2 separate regions of the Mus musculus genome follow, and region 2 is linked to region 1. The links are chromatin contacts, found by Hi-C or POLR2A ChIA-PET in ENCODE. All regions are on one chromosome and are shown on one strand. The core of a region is the stretch at or near the end of the contact, and the rest is flanking DNA. Distances in the headings are between cores, read along the strand shown. Region 1 holds the start of Spns2 (spinster homolog 2). Region 2 overlaps Spns3 (spinster homolog 3).

The links. A loop is a pair of places that touch in the nucleus more often than their neighbours do. ChIA-PET counts read pairs that join two places held with the same protein, here RNA polymerase II (POLR2A).
Region 2: a loop to region 1 is called in a map of left cerebral cortex, with 4 times the contacts of the local background. The contact joins the enhancer-like site here to the promoter of Spns2 in region 1. A Hi-C loop is called at or near these places in 9 of 37 maps with a recorded cell type or tissue (Patski, gastrocnemius, heart and 2 more). POLR2A ChIA-PET finds 5 or more read pairs at or near these places in 3 of 5 experiments (Patski and embryonic stem cell).

What each region holds. Positions count from the first base shown.
Region 1 is chr11:72,485,962-72,493,539 of GRCm38, forward strand. It overlaps Spns2 (spinster homolog 2), which reads right to left and starts at 3,959. Exons shown (of 13, transcript NM_153060.3): 1 at 3,465-3,959. The coding sequence starts at 3,834.
Region 2 is chr11:72,518,120-72,525,697 of GRCm38, forward strand. All of the region lies in intron 8 of Spns3 (spinster homolog 3), which reads right to left. Among named protein-coding and RNA genes, the nearest start is that of Spns3, 28 kb to the right of the region's middle. Within about 2 kb of position 4,614, at least 1 of the 3 ENCODE cell types and tissues checked has a DNase peak (open chromatin) inside an H3K27ac peak, as active enhancers do; it is gastrocnemius, where a contact is called at or near this core.

The sequences.
Region 1 (7,578 bases), core at 2,709-5,208:
CCACTGTGGTTCCCAGGACCGAGACCGGCCCTGGTGCTGTAGGGAGGGGCTCTCACAGAGGTATCCCGAAGGACAGCCTGAGAAGGACTGTCATAGACAGAGAGAATGAGGAAAGACATGCTGGTCAGGGACACCACTCGGGCCTCTGCATGAAAGAGCAGACAGCTGACATTTGGTGAAGGCCTCCCAGGTATCTGGCCTCCGCCCAGGTGCTGCGGGTACATTCTCATTCATTCCATACCACCCAAGGTGGAGGAGAACTCGGCTCACAGAAGCTCGGGTGACAGCTGTGATGCAGCTGGATGCGAACTCTGGTGGCAAGGGCTCTGACCCTGCACTGTATCCCCCCCGTGACCCAGCCACTAGAGTCTGACTCAGGCTGGGACGGTAAATCCAAATCCTCCAATGATGTGGAAGACGGTATGAAAGGAAATGTAAAAATACCCCAGAATAACAACAAATTTGTTGGACATGTCTGGTTAAATAAAATGTATTGGTCTACTAAAGTGCTTGATACATGAAGGCCTGAGTTTTAACCTTAGAACCCATGGGGTCTGGTCGGGGAGGGTGATTGGAGAATAACGGGTTTTGCTATCAAAACTAACGACTTGAGTCCAATTCCCAGAACTCACCGTGGAAGGAGAAACCCAATTCCTGTTAGTTGTCCTCTGACCTCTACACCCACCCACAGGCAAACTAAAGTAAATAGTTTTAAAACTCAACAGCATGCTATTGTGCTCACAAGAGCACTTGTAATCAGCACTGGGGAGAAGAGACAGGTGTCTCCAGAGCACTCACTAGCCAGTCACTCTAACCCAATCAGCAAGCTCCAGGCCAATGAGAGACCCTGACTCAGAGTGGGGCGCTGCTGGGGAACCACACCTGAGACTGATTTCCCGACTCCATACCCACCCACCCACATACATACATATGTGCACCGGCAGGAACCCGTGCTCACACGTGCCCACATACACATAAAATATATTAATTGCACCTGCTCTCTTTCTGTCTGAAAACCGGCATTCGTATGTAGCTTGCATTGTGCTCCTCTGGACAGAACTGGCTATGCTATGAGCAAACAGAACTGTACAGGAGGGATATAAAGCAAAGCAGAAACTCCCCCATGCTTTGATGAGGTTGCTGGGGCCAGACTGTGAGGTTCTTAGGGGTCAGGTGGGCACAAACATCAAAAGTGCCCCACACAGCAGAGTGTCTACATGCCCGCCTCTTTCCCAGCAGGACCAGCAGACAACAGGTGGACTCGGGTCCTGGCACAAGACCCTGAAAGCCATGGTAGTCACCATAGAGATTGTAAATATTCCTAAAAACTGAACTCAGGGGCAGGGGGAGGGAAGGCCATCATAAAGAAAGGGAGGCAGGCTTATCCGGAGAGGAAATGATGTCTGTGGGGTGGGGGTGGAGTGGGGGTAGTGCACAAGCTTACAACCCTGGGCAGGACACTGAAAGATACACAGCTCAGGCAGTGTACGTCCAGAGCCTTCCAGGCCTCCCTCCCCAACTGCATTGCCCCCTGCCCCAATCAGTTTACCAGAAATCTGCTATCTAATTCTCCCGCTCTGACCCAAGTATTGGCAAAGGTAGATAAGAACCCACTCCTTGATCCTACCTTCCCCTCTCTGCCCCCCTGGCCATGGGTTCCTCTAGGAACCTCAGAAGAAGTGGCCTGAGGCCATAATAAAAAACGACCAGGACAGAACTAAAAGCCACAACAATACTTCCAAAGAGAGAGAAGAGACTCAGGCCAGGCTGGGAGTGAGGTGGGGGTAAAGGGGAAGTCTAACACCTGCTTTGCTGATCACCTCACTGGGCAATCTTGGATAGGGCTAACCAAGGGCCTGACTTCCCCCAGCTGGAAAGAGCCTGGTTTGCAAAGTGAGGGCCTCCAATGTTCTCTGGCTTGTCCTCACAGGGTGGGCACCTAACACCCTGAGCCCTAGGCAGCACATCACATGCGTATGCGTGGTAGGTTGGCACACTTGAGGGTACACCATGCTCTTGCTTACTAGAGCAAGGGAACAGTCTCTTGGGACAGCCTGACCCAAAAATTGATGCCACTGGCACCTACTTCATGTTTACCCCCAGGAAGGGACAGAGAGCAGGTGGGTGGGTGTACATGCAAGGTGGGAGAGGGGCAGAGTTCTTTCCTTCCACTTGACACAAAACTATCCAAGATAGGAAAAGACTAAGGCCCCCAAAAGAACACCCAAGTACCCAGGTGGCATGTGGTTGTGTGGTTTATGTCAGGGCTCTCTTTTCCCAATCATCCCTGAGTTTTCTTTAGTGAGGCACAAAATATCCAAATCATCTCTCTTCCCCTTTCCTCTCCCCTCTTTCATATTAGGTTGTGGGATAGAATGTTGGGTCCCCCCCACCACACACACACACAACTGCACTCCTCCACCGGGAGCCCCGGAGACCAGCCTAACCAGTGTTTCTTTTCAAAGCTACATTATCCTCAGGCAGGGCCAGCTCTAGGACAGGTCCCTACGTCTTGACCCCTGTGAAGACAGGGAGAGACGCCAGCAGAATAGAATCCCAGAGTCACATCCACACTAAGAGGCCCAGGGATCAATCAATTCACAAACGGAAACAGACCTAAACACAAGCTGAAACTGGCCCAAGGTCACACACACATTAAGCACATTCAGGATAGAAACCCAGTTGTATCCATTTCAGTCTCAAACCTGGGGTTGAGTCGCAGAGATGCTCAAGGAGCATGAGGCTGCCTCTCTTTAGACCAACCCCCCCAGCCCCCGCCCCCAGGCCTATGCCCTGCTCCAGGCTCCAAGCGCCATGGAGCAGAAGGAGGCGTCTCCAGGCCTCAAGCCAGGGCCAGCTGCAAACCGCATCCTGGGTCCCCAGGCGGCACGGACCCGCCCCGCCCCTCCCTCGGCTCCCCGCAGGCCCGAGCCTTTGTCAGCCACGCGCTTACAAGCTCACACACACATATCCGCGCTGCCACGCGCGCGCACACTCCGGCTGCCTGGCGCACACCCGCAAGAGGCGCACACACTGGCCGCACGCATGCAGGGGGGTGGCTGAGACCGAGGAAAGAAGGAACAGACGGGCCGTGCAAGCACAGACGGCCTGGACTAAGGGAAAAGGAGGAGAGGCCGGGGAACCTGCGGCTGTGGAGGAAGGGGGCGCACAGGCGATAAGGCAAGAGAGACGCAGAGGAGACTCTGGGAGGACAACGGATGAGCCGTCAAGGGCTTGGCGAAGGCTCACAAGCTGCTCCAGGGGTGGAAACTCCACCAATCCCTAACACGGGGAGCGTGGGGTGCTTTGGATTGGACCCATGGAACGCCAAAGCATCGCTTGAACAGAGGGTCCTTAGGGACTCTCCAGAGGGCTTGGATCTAGGGAGCTGGCAACCAAAAGCTCCCTAGGGCATCTGGGATGGAAGGGCCCTGGTCCTCGGGCTAGATGGGGCATTTGCTCACCTGCCACAGTGTACCTGTCCAGGTAGTTGAGCACGTTGCCTAAACTCAGGATGGCAGCAGCTGCCCCCCGCCCTCGGCCTAAGCTGGCCGGTTTGGGCTGCGGCGCGCTGGGGCCCTTGGCAGCTGCTGCGCAGCCAGGGGTGCTGGGGATGCTGGGGAGTCCGGACGGGACCCGCCTCACGCTGCCGGACAACGTCTGCACCTCTTCGTCGGCGGACACGACTCCAGCGCCCCCAACACCCCGCGCCCCGCAGCAAGCGCTACCTCCAGCCCCTGGCTGCGCCCCCCGGCGCCGGCGCCGCCGCTCGGCGTCCGCCTCCTCCTCCTCCGCGCCGCCCGCCGCCGCCGAGGCGCATTCCAGGCACATCATGCCGGCCCGGGCCGGGGCGGCGGGGGGCGCGGGGGGCTCGGGGGACGCGAGGCCCAGCCCGGGCCCGCTCAGTGCGTGCGCGCGCCGCGGAGCCGCCGCTGCACCATCCCGGCCCGGCCCGTCCGCTTCTGCGCTCGGGCTCCAGCCCTGGCTGCGCCGCTGCTACTGTTCAGTCAGTGAGACGCGCGGCCCCGGCGGCTCTGACAGCTGCGGCCGGCCCCGCCCACCAAGCTCGTGTGCCCAATCACCTCCGGGCTCAAGCCACAGCCCCGCCCCGCACGTGCTGCCCCGGGGGGTGCGGGGGCGCCTGGCCGCACAGCCCCACCCGCCTGACGGGGGCGCAAGTCACGCAGTAGCGCTGCGGCCACGGAACCCTCGGGGATCAGGAAGCGATTGCGGGGAGCTGCAGCACCGATTAGGATTTAGGTGAGGGAAGAAGGGTACCCCAGACCCTACTCAACTTCCACCCTGCCCCTGCGATGGGAGAGGACCCCTGGCTGAGGCCGAGGAAGGCCCATGGCTTAAGCTACGCATTAAAAAAAAAAAGTCTCAGATGGTCAAAACTGGGGAACCTGTTGTAGAGCTGACTCCAACAGTTACTCACCTTAATTCAGTCTGTTTAGGCAGCGCTGCCTAAGAAACATGATTGGTGGACCCAGGACACAGACCTCATGAAGGTCCATTGCTCTCCTCTATAGAGAAGCACCTCCATGCTATGACCTGGGCTCACTCTGACCATATCTCTACCCCCCATAGAGTGGAGCTTGTGAGAACCAGGGCTCGGATTAGAGCCCAAAAGAACCAGGAGGGCCTCCTCAATGCCAGGCAGGGTGTCCTACACCTGTAACCCCAGCGTTTGGGAGGCTGAGTCAGGAGAGATCCAATCTCAGACAAACGAGAAGGAGAGGGGATGGAGCAGAAAAAGCCTTTGAGGGGGGTACCATCTCCCCAAAACCCTTAGTGAAAGTTGGAAAGCTGGATCCTAGCCTATATCTGCTCTTGCGTGTGGCTTAACATTGGACGAAACCTCTATCTTTCTGGGTCTTTGTTTCTATTGGGGGAATATAGTCCAGGTAGTTGAGCACGTTGGGGGGGGGGGGGTTGTCAGTTCTGGAGAATGGCTAGGTAGCTTCTGTGTAAAGAACAGTCTTCTCTTGTAAGTCCATCATTTGGGAGGCAGAGGCAGGTGAAACTCCGAGGTTCCAGGCCAGCGAGTCCAGGCCAACACGTCTCTAAATAAATAAATATGTAAAAGGAAAGAAAGAAGTTAAAACCCAGTATAGCATGTTCTCCCTAGTATGTGCCAAACCCTTGGTTCAAATGAGAGAGTCAGGGGAGACTTAATTCAGCCCCTCAGATATCCAGTGGTTTCTGTCTGTTTCACAGACAGACTTCAGGTCACCAAGGTGACCCGTCATAAACAGACAACTAGTCAATGGTCTGGTTGGTACGAAGCCAGGGCCCTGAAATCATCTTGCTAGTGCAGGCTGCTCCAGAGCCCACGTCCACAACAGGAACATCTTGTGAAGGTGTCAACCACAGTGAGTCATGGCATAGCCAACGGATGACAAAGCATAAGGCACTCAAGCACACACACACACACATACACACACACACACACACACACACACACACACACACACACACACACACGAACACACACACACACTCCACTGTCTTAGTGAGCAGAGTTAATCCCCAAGCTGGTGTTTCTTGGCGCCTTCAAGGTGTCTTTTAAATTCTGTGAACTGACTAAAAATATGCTTCGGCGTGTTGAGTATGAATGACTGTGACGGAAGGTTAGGAAAACAGATTTCATTCTGAAAGTTGCCTGCTGCCTCTTTCCAGCTGGCTGGATTCTGGCCTGTAAAGTCAGTCGGGGGGCGGGGGTGGGGGGGGTTTCAATGCGTGGCCAGGGATAACAGGTGATTAGCAGACAAGCACAGACCCAGAAGCTCCATGGGGCCAGATCTGTGTGGCTGTGCCAAGCGAGAGGACCATGTCTGCTGTGGATGCTGCCCAGCTGTGTATCTGTGAAGGAGGCTCTGCACGATGGCTTTGCACTCTACCCAGGCTGCGTCTCAATTTCCCACCCCTGAACTCTCACCCTTTCACAACCCTGGCCTGCAAGGCCAGTTTTGGTTTTGATCCACTGCCCTTCATCTCCACCCCTGGTTGAATTCTAGAGTAGGAAAAGAGGGCAGTCTTTTGAGTCCTTCATATGTGGGGCCACCAAGCAAGCCATCCATTCCTATTATGAGACTTCTAACTTAAAGGCAGTTTCTGGAGTTGATCCTGTGTAAGATAAAGGGCCCCAACCCATGGGCAGGGCGATAGAAACAATAAGCTCTTTCTGGCTGTGTGGCTGCGCACAGATGAGGGCTTTGTGAGAACTCCTGGCAGCATCCTAAGACCATAGGATGGGCCTCTGGGTATTGTTTGTTTTGGAGAGGGGTTGAGGTAGAGTCCTGGCTGTCCTGGAACTCACTGTGTAAACCAGGCTGACCTCGAAACTCATAGAGGTCTGCCTGTTTCTTCCTCCCAAGTGCTGGGATTAAAGGTATGAGCCACTATGTCCTTCAGACCTGTGTGCTATTATTTCTGTCTCTGTGGCAAGGATACTGAGAGACTCTGGAGAAAGAAGCAGTCTGCCCTCCTAAGCTCCTAAGCTCTCTTATGGCTACCTCCTAAGTCAGTACCTTCCTGGTTAGCCATCATTCTACCCACATCTTCTTCAGAACTCTTTTCTTCTGGACAGGATGAGAATCTGAACTCAGCAGTGGCTCCAGGACCTTCTGATATTCATTCATCTGCTCCACACTGTAACTGCCACACAAGAGCTAGCACATACCTATAATCCAGAACCAGAGAAACTGAGGCTGGAGGATTGCAAGTTCCAGGCCAGTGTGACCCACACAGTGTGACCTTTTCTTAACAACAAATTCCAAAACAAGTTAGGTCAGAACATTAGGTGCTATTACTCCAAGGATAACTATATTTGGGAAACGGTAGGGTAAACAGAGATATTTCCTTATTGAGAGACGTCTCAGATCCTTTGCTATGACTGTGCTGGCTAAATTTATGTCAACTTAACACAACCTACAGACGTTTTGGAATAAAGAACCTCAACTAAGTAACTGCCTCCACTAAATCGGTATGTGGGCAAGCCTGGGGTGCATTTTCTTGATTAATGATTTATGTAGGAGTGCCCAGCCCACCATGGTGGTGTCATCCCTGGGTAGGTGGCCCTGGGTGCAATAAGAAAGCAGGCTGATCAAACCACAAAGGACATAAAGTAAGAAGTGTTTCTCCATGGACTCCGCTTCAGTTCCTGACTTCAGGTTTCTGCCTTGAGTTTCCACCCTGACTTCTGTCAATAATGGACTGTGGTGTGTAAGTGTAAGTAAAATAAATCCTTTCTCCCCCAAGTCGTCTTTGGTCACGATGTTTTGTCACAGTAATGGAAACTAGCCTGGATAATGAGTGTGTGCATTGCAAGTCTCTCAGAAGCAGGGAGAAGCTACCATATGCCCACAGACAGTTTGTAAGACTATGATGGCTCTACGGCTCTACAGACCATTCTGTGAGAACATACAATGAGCTCCATCAAGGCTGGTGATCTAGAGATCTGTTCCTCTCACCTCTGGCATCTCCACATGGTAGCATCTCCCTGGCTTAGGCTGTGGTAGCTTCTCTTATCACTTGCACGCCCTTTGGGCATCCTTCACTTACACATGGGGTCTC
Region 2 (7,578 bases), core at 3,364-5,863, 33 kb after region 1:
AGAGAGAGAGAGAGGAGGGAGGGAGGGAGGGAGGGAGGAAGGAAGGAAGGAAGGAAGGAAGGAAGGAAGGAAGGAAAGAAGGAAGGAAGGAAGGAAGGAAGGAAGGAAGGAAGGAAGGAAGGAGAGAAGGAAGGAGAGAAGGAGGGAGAGAAGGAGGGAGAGAGGGAGGAAGGAAGGAGAGAAGGAGGGAGGGAGGGAGGAAAGGAAGGAAGGAAGGAAGGAAGGAAGGAAGGAAGGAAGGAAGGAAGGAAGAGGAAGAGAAAAGAAAGAGAAGAGAAGGCCAATTGGTGGCACACCCACCACACCTAGAACTCAGAGGGCAGAGGCAGGCAGACCTCCATCACTTTGAAGCCAGCTTGATCTACATAGTGAGTTCTAGGCTAGCCAAGGGTACACAGTACGACCCTGTCCTAGTTTAAAAAGAAGGAGGAGGAGGAGGAGGAAGAGAAGGAGGTGGGGGAGAGCAGAGCACCAGCATTTGCCTCTCTGCTTCCTCACTGCAAATGCAGTGTGGGCTGGCTAGTTATTTCATCAACTTGACACCAGCTAGAGCTATCGGGGAAGAGGAACCTCAGCTGAGGAAATTCCTCCATCAGACTGCCAACAGGCCAGACTGTAGGGCATTTTCCAAATGACTGTGGGATGGGGGGGGGGGTGCATCTCACAGGGGTGATGCTACCCTGTGAAGGTCCTGAGTTGTATAACAAAGCAAACTTAACAAGCCCCAGGAGCAAGCCTCGGTAAGCAGCACTCCTGAGCCACTGCTTTAGTTCCTGCCTCCAGGTATCTGCCATGATGTCCCTCCATGATGGGCTGTCAACTGTAAGATGAAATTAACCCTTTCTTCCCCAAGTCACTTTTGACCATGGTCTTTATCACAGCGGTAGGAAGTGAGACACAGGATGTCCAGCTGCCTCGTGGTACTGCTACCCACCCCCCCGCCCCCCCGCCCCCGCCCCCGCCCCGGGGAGTGCATCCTTAAACCATGAAGCAAAAATAAACCCTTCCTGCCTTAAGTTGCTGTTGTTGGAGTGACAGAAAAAGCAACTAATATACATCCCAAATTTAACATGCCTAAATTGGAACCCCACAGAACTTTAAAAACAGCCACCCTTCCCCTCCCTCAGACGTCCCCTCAGTAAAGAGCAACTCCTTGACTCCAGCCGCTCAAGCCACAGAGACACTCTCAACTCCTCTCTTTCTTTTGCTCTGTACCCAGTCTGTCAGGAAATCCTGTTGCTCTACTTCCATAACACACCCAGAACCTGACCACTTCTCCACACTTCCTCACTAGCCAGCCTGACTCAAGCCACCGCCCTCGTTGGCCTGTGTCATTGGAAAAACCTCTTAATTATTTTCCTCTTCCTGACTTTGGCACCACCCATTCCATTCCAACACAGAAGTCAGAGAATTCCCCTGCCTTTTTTATTTCAAGTTTTCCCCTTATCTATTTAATATTTGTGTTTGTGCATGCAAAGAGGAGGTCAAGAGACATGTGTACAGACCACAAAGCCAGAGGACAGCTTGCAGAAATCAGTTCTCTTCTTCTACCAGGTTGGTCCCCGGGATCGAACTCAGGGTGTCAGGCTTGGCAGCAGGCCCTTTTACCTGCTGAGCCATCTCACTAGTCCCATAGAGAGTTCCTTAAGCTGTGTGATTGGCAGTTGCAAAATGCCCCCAGTTAATCCTTCCACATCATGTTCATGCCTTTACACTGTGCCCTTCCTCAGTGAACCTGGGTGGGTTCTACATACCTTAGACAACAGAAGAAGGCAGAAGTGATGTACTTCCTGGGGACTAAAAGGCTTTGCATCTTCCACTTGGGTCTCTTAGATATTGTTCTAAAAAGAAGCTTATCTACTCTAACAAAGGATACAGAGTCCCAGAGAGAAGAGCCACGGGAGACTGGTCAGTGTGGGCATTACACCCATCCCAGGTCAGTGCAGTTACAAACAAACAGAAAGCAGAAGAGAAAGCATCCGGCCATGAGAAATCACTGAAGGCCAAGGATGTGACTCAGTTGGCAGAGTGCTCAGCTAGCCTGCACAAAGCCCCACGTTTGATCCCTGGCACTGTTTAAACTGTGTATGATGTTGTATACCTGTAACTCCATGTCCTGGGAAGAGGAGGTGGAGACAGGAGGATCAGAAATTCAAGGTTATGCTTGGCTACAAAGGGAGTTCAAAGCTGTCTCAGTGAGGGTCACCGTTGCTGTGATGAAATACTATGACCAAAAGCAACTGGGGGAGGACAAAGATTTCACTTCTACTTCCACATCACTTCATCATCAAAGGAAGTCAGGACAGGAATTCTAACAGGGCAGGAACCTGGAGGCAGGAGCTGATGCAGCGGCCATGGAAGAGTGTTACTTACTAGTCTGTATCTCATGGCTTGCTCAGCCTACTTTCTTATAGCATCCACGACCACCAGCCCAGGGGTGGCACAACCCACAATGGGATGGTTCCTCCTGTATCACTCTATAAGCAGGCTTGCCTACTGCCTGATCTTATGGAGGCATTTTCTCAGTTGAGATTCCCTCCTCTCAGATGACTCTAGCTTATGTCAAGTTGACATAAAACTAGCCAGCAAAGAGGCCAGTCTGGGCTCACGAGACCCTGCCTCAAAATAACAATAATTATAATTACTATAGTAGACTGTTTCAAGCCACTAAGTTTGGGGGTGATTTGTTAGGCAGCAAGAGATCCCCACTATAAACCATCACTTAGATCACTTGGCTTGTATGCAGGACACATTCACTGGTCCTCAGTTCACATCTGAAACCAAAGACATTGTAGGCACAAGGTCCTACACGATCTGTATCCCCCACTTCCTGGTCCTACACGATCTGTATCCCCCACTTCCTGTTGCCATTGCTCGGAACACATTCCCTCCACCCTGTCTTGGCTCACCCCATCCCAGGCACATTTCCTTCATTCCCACCAGTCGCTTTCTCTTCCCTGGAGTCTCAACATCTGCTGTTCTCCTTCCAGATTGCTCTTTCCCACTACCATGTGGCTCTGTCCTTCACTTGCTTCTGGTCAGTACTGAAGCATTCATCATAGAGAGAGTCTTATATTCCCTGGCCCCTTGAGCCCTGATCCTTTGTCTTTTTCTCTTCTGTTATCCACACAGAACGCATCTTCCTCTGACATACATTTATTTCACTCCATGCAGATGGTGTGCTATTTTGTTTAATACAACACCCCCCCAATGTTTAGAATGGTATATGTCACACAGGACATACTGGGATGTATTTGATGGGGACAGGGGTCCTTGCTGCTCCTCCTGGCTAAGACTTGGCCTCAGATCTACCTCTTGAGATCTCAGACACATCAGAAAATGCATTCCCTCAGTTCAGGAACCCCAGCTTTGGTTCCAGGTACAACTTGAACCCTAGACTTCCTACCGGTGAGACGGTGAGAACAGAGTGGAGCCAGAGACTGGTACCCAGTGGGCCTCCTGTCTGTATGCACAGACATGCTTCCCTTCAAGGTGAAACCCCAGAGGCACCCAGAGAATGGAGGACAAGAAGACCTAAGCCACATCAACCAACTGTATTTTCCAAAGATGAGGATATCTTGTCATCACATGTTCTTTCAGGTCCTTGATCCTCTCTCTCATCAAAAGACAGACTCTAGGGATCTGGAGAGATGACTCAGCAGTTAAGAACACCAGCTGTGCTTTCAAAAGACCCAAGTTCAGTTCTCCAAACCCACACTGGACAGTTCCCAAATACCTGTAACTACAACTTCAGGGAAATTGACTCCCTCTTCTGACCTTCTCAGGCACCCAAACAAATATTCACATGTACATACTCATAAATCAAAATAATCTGTTTTTCTCTGTTTCTCCAGCCTGTTATTATTTTAAGCAACAAGTTAGAGTTCAAGGGAATACAACACTTTCAAAGTAACTTTCCAGGATCAGTCAGAGGAGGCATGATAGCTTCCCCTAGCTAGTTATCCCTAGCTGCTAATGCTTGGAATCCGACCACAGTGTTGTAAGGGAGCCCAGGCTACACAGAGAAGACACGGGCAGGCACTCCGGCTAAGTTCTCATCAACTGCCAGACAGCTTGGCTTCCAGGATCCAGCCCTTCCCATTTGCCTACTTGACTTCAGATAGAAAACACGATGTCACCCCTTCTGCTTCCAACCTAGTCTTGCCTAACTGAAAACTCTGAGCAAAACAAATGCTTTCGTTGTTTTGAGTGGCCAAGTTTCATTACACAACCATAGTAACTAGAACAGGCTCAAAAGTTCATTTACCTCCACAGTGAGACTACAGGTAAGCAGCCTCCCATCTTACTGCTGAGAGGACTGAGGTTCACAAGGCCAGTATCTTACCCTAGATCATACAACCAGGAAATATGGAAGCAGAAATGGCAGCCTGGGCTTTCAGATTCCCCAGTGAACACTCTTTGCCATGCCCAAACTCTGGTTACTTCATCCTGAACACAAAGTCCCCCCAAAGTGGGACTGTCAACATTCAGCCACATCCTCCAGCCAACAGGTCAACAATGGTTGAGCCCCTGCATCAGGCTCAGACCTCCTCTAAGGGACAAACCCCTTCTCCTCTGAAGGGCAGCAGCTCTGGGAAGAGGGCCAAGGAAGGGGTGTGAGCCAAGACTTGCTGCGAATGTGTCTGGATCCTAATTACCGGCCGGGAAGTCCACTTCCCTTGCCAAGAGGCCCTAAGGATAGGAGATGGAACCCTCACACCTGCAGGTGGGCCACAGGGCCTGAACAGAGCCCCAAACTGGACTTCATATGTGCAGGAAACTTCATTTCCATGGAACACAGGAAAACTTGGTCTCTACCAATTTGGGAGCAGACACACTGTACTGCCAAAAACCCCTTCTTCCCACGCAATGTAGTTACAGCAACTAAAGTGAGAAAAAAAGCTATGTTCGGCCATATACCCAGGCACACATACCCCCCACGCAATCATCAGGCATAGTCAGGTAGACAAGGACACAAGGTGCATATAAATTAACATAACTCAATATGTATGTTCAATACATATTCAACCTGAATATACATGTGTATAGCATTGTACACATGAAAGATTTATACATACATACATACATACACACAACTCATTTACTAAAATATATCCACTTATGTGCATGGACACATCAGTACACACACTGGCATGCATGCCCATGTACATACACACATAAAACAATTTTTTTAAAGGAAAGGAAAGGAAAAAAGAAGCAAAGTCAACAAACCTTTCAACTGACACAGAAAAAAGGAAAGAATGCTCAGCTTACCAAAATCAAGAGTGAAAGGGTACTGATAGCAATCTCACAGAAATCAAAAGGATTATAAGGAAATACTATAGGCATTTATATACCAAGAATTAGATTTATCTAGATTAAATACAAAAATAAAAAATCCTAGAAAAAATGAGAAGTACTTCTCTAAACAAAAGATAAAGACCATTATAGAAAACCATAATCAATCAAAATTCTAGAGCCCAGTCCCAAGTGACAGACTCACAACACAACCCCTGCCCCTAAGGCTCAGGGAGCATTGTGAAAAAGCAGACAGACTGATTACAGGAGCCAGAGGGTCAGGGGCTTACTGTGAGACTATGTTTCCTAGGAAGTTGGAACATCAGAATGCCTCACCAACACGGCTGCCTAAGCATGAGCTGAGCAAGGACAACACTAGGCTCACCGAGGTGCATGGGGAAAGCTCGCAGGGCCTCAGTCCTACATACACAAAGGCTACAGACAGCTAAGGGATGCTGAGAGCAGGAGAAACGACCATCCCCCAGGGAAGGCCATGCCAAGTGCTTATCCAATACCAAATGGCCATCCCAGAAAACATGTGTGTGTGTGTGTGTGTGTGTGTGTGTGTGTGTGTGTGTGTGTGTAGTTATACAGACTAAGCAGGTTATATATTTATGTGTTTAAGAGCATACACAGTTAAAGTGGAAATGATGGAATATTATAATCTCAAAAATAATTTAAAAATTAGTTAAACTAGTAAAATTAAGTAAAAAAAAATTAGTAAAAGTAGCAAAACTCAGTCAAAAAGAAACAGAAAAATCTGAGCTGACCTTCAACAAGTAAATATTGAGTCCATAATCAAAACCTTCCCCCAACAAAAGCCCAGAGCCAGATGGTGTCACTGATGAATTCTACCAAATGTTTAAAGACAAATTAACACAGATACTTCATACGCTGCAAAAACACAGAAAAGGGAGAAACACTTGCTAGGTCATCCTGAGGCCATGGCCCTTCGCACCACAAAAACACAGATGCAAATACACATATCCCTAATACCCCCACACCCTATCCATACAGATACAGAAGTCCTCAACAGACTACTACCAAGTCACACTCAGCAACAGAAGAAATGAATATACACTGTGACCATAGTAGAAGATACCTCAGGAATGCCTCAGGTAAACATGTAACTGTCCATCGTTGTATCACTAGAGGAACAGACTCAAAGACACAGCCACTTGGTCATCTCCATCCCTAAGCATAAAATCCCACCTGATGTGCGAAGGCCCCGTCAGCCTTTCTGTGCTCACTTCCCACTCTATGTTAACCAGGGTCGTCTCCTTGCCTTTCCTCAGACCCTCCAGATAACCCCTGGCTCAGACCCTACTCCTGGAACTCTTTTCTGCCAAATATCTACATGATTCGCCACTCCATTCCTGGCAACTACAAGAAGGAAAAGAGGAGGCGGAGAAGCCACCGCAGCACCTTCTCTGAACCTCCTGGCCTCTGTATAAAATAGGAGTGTCTTCTCTCATCCGCAGCCACTCTCACTATCTCCCTTCTCCACTCTAGATTTTTCTATGTATTTATCATCACCTGAAATAGTGTAAAAGTTTTACTTATGTATCTGTTTGTTTACTTGCTTGCTTTGAGGTGGGGTCTTGGTATAACAGCCCAGCCTGGCCCTTTTGTCTCAGTTTCCTGAGTGCTGTGATTTAAAGACAGCTGCACTGTGCCCTGCTACTCCTCATGTATCTTGCTTGTAGTCTGTTTCTCCCTGCTAGAATGTAAATTTCCTTGGGACAGAGATCTTTGAGCCCTTATATTCATGGCTACAACTGTAGCATTTGAACTAGGAAAGCAATGGCCAACACTTAACAGGCTTGAATAAGTAAATGGATACAAACAACTTACTTTGAACTGCTCTTTCAGCAAGCAGGGAAGACTCCCATCTTACTCCCACATTCCTGATAGTGTACTTGGGGCTGGAGTGCTGAGAAGGGGAGGAACCCAGAATTCACAAGTTGGGGCTGTGAGAGTGTCAGACTTAAATCGGGTATGGTGGTACACACCTTTAATCCCAGCACTTAGGGGGTAGAAGCAGGCAGGTCTCTGAGTTCATGACCAGCCTGGTCTACATATCCAAGACAGCCAGAGCTACACAGAGAAACCATGTATCAAGAGAGGGAGGGAGAGAGAGAGAGAGAGAGAGAGAGAGAGAGAGAGAGCAGTAAGGCTGTGAGTAGAGGGCCAGGCCACCAATAAGAGAACACTCTAAGCTGACTCTGTCCTGGAGGCCAAGGGTATGATTGAGACATATGGATGAAGAGGGATGACGAA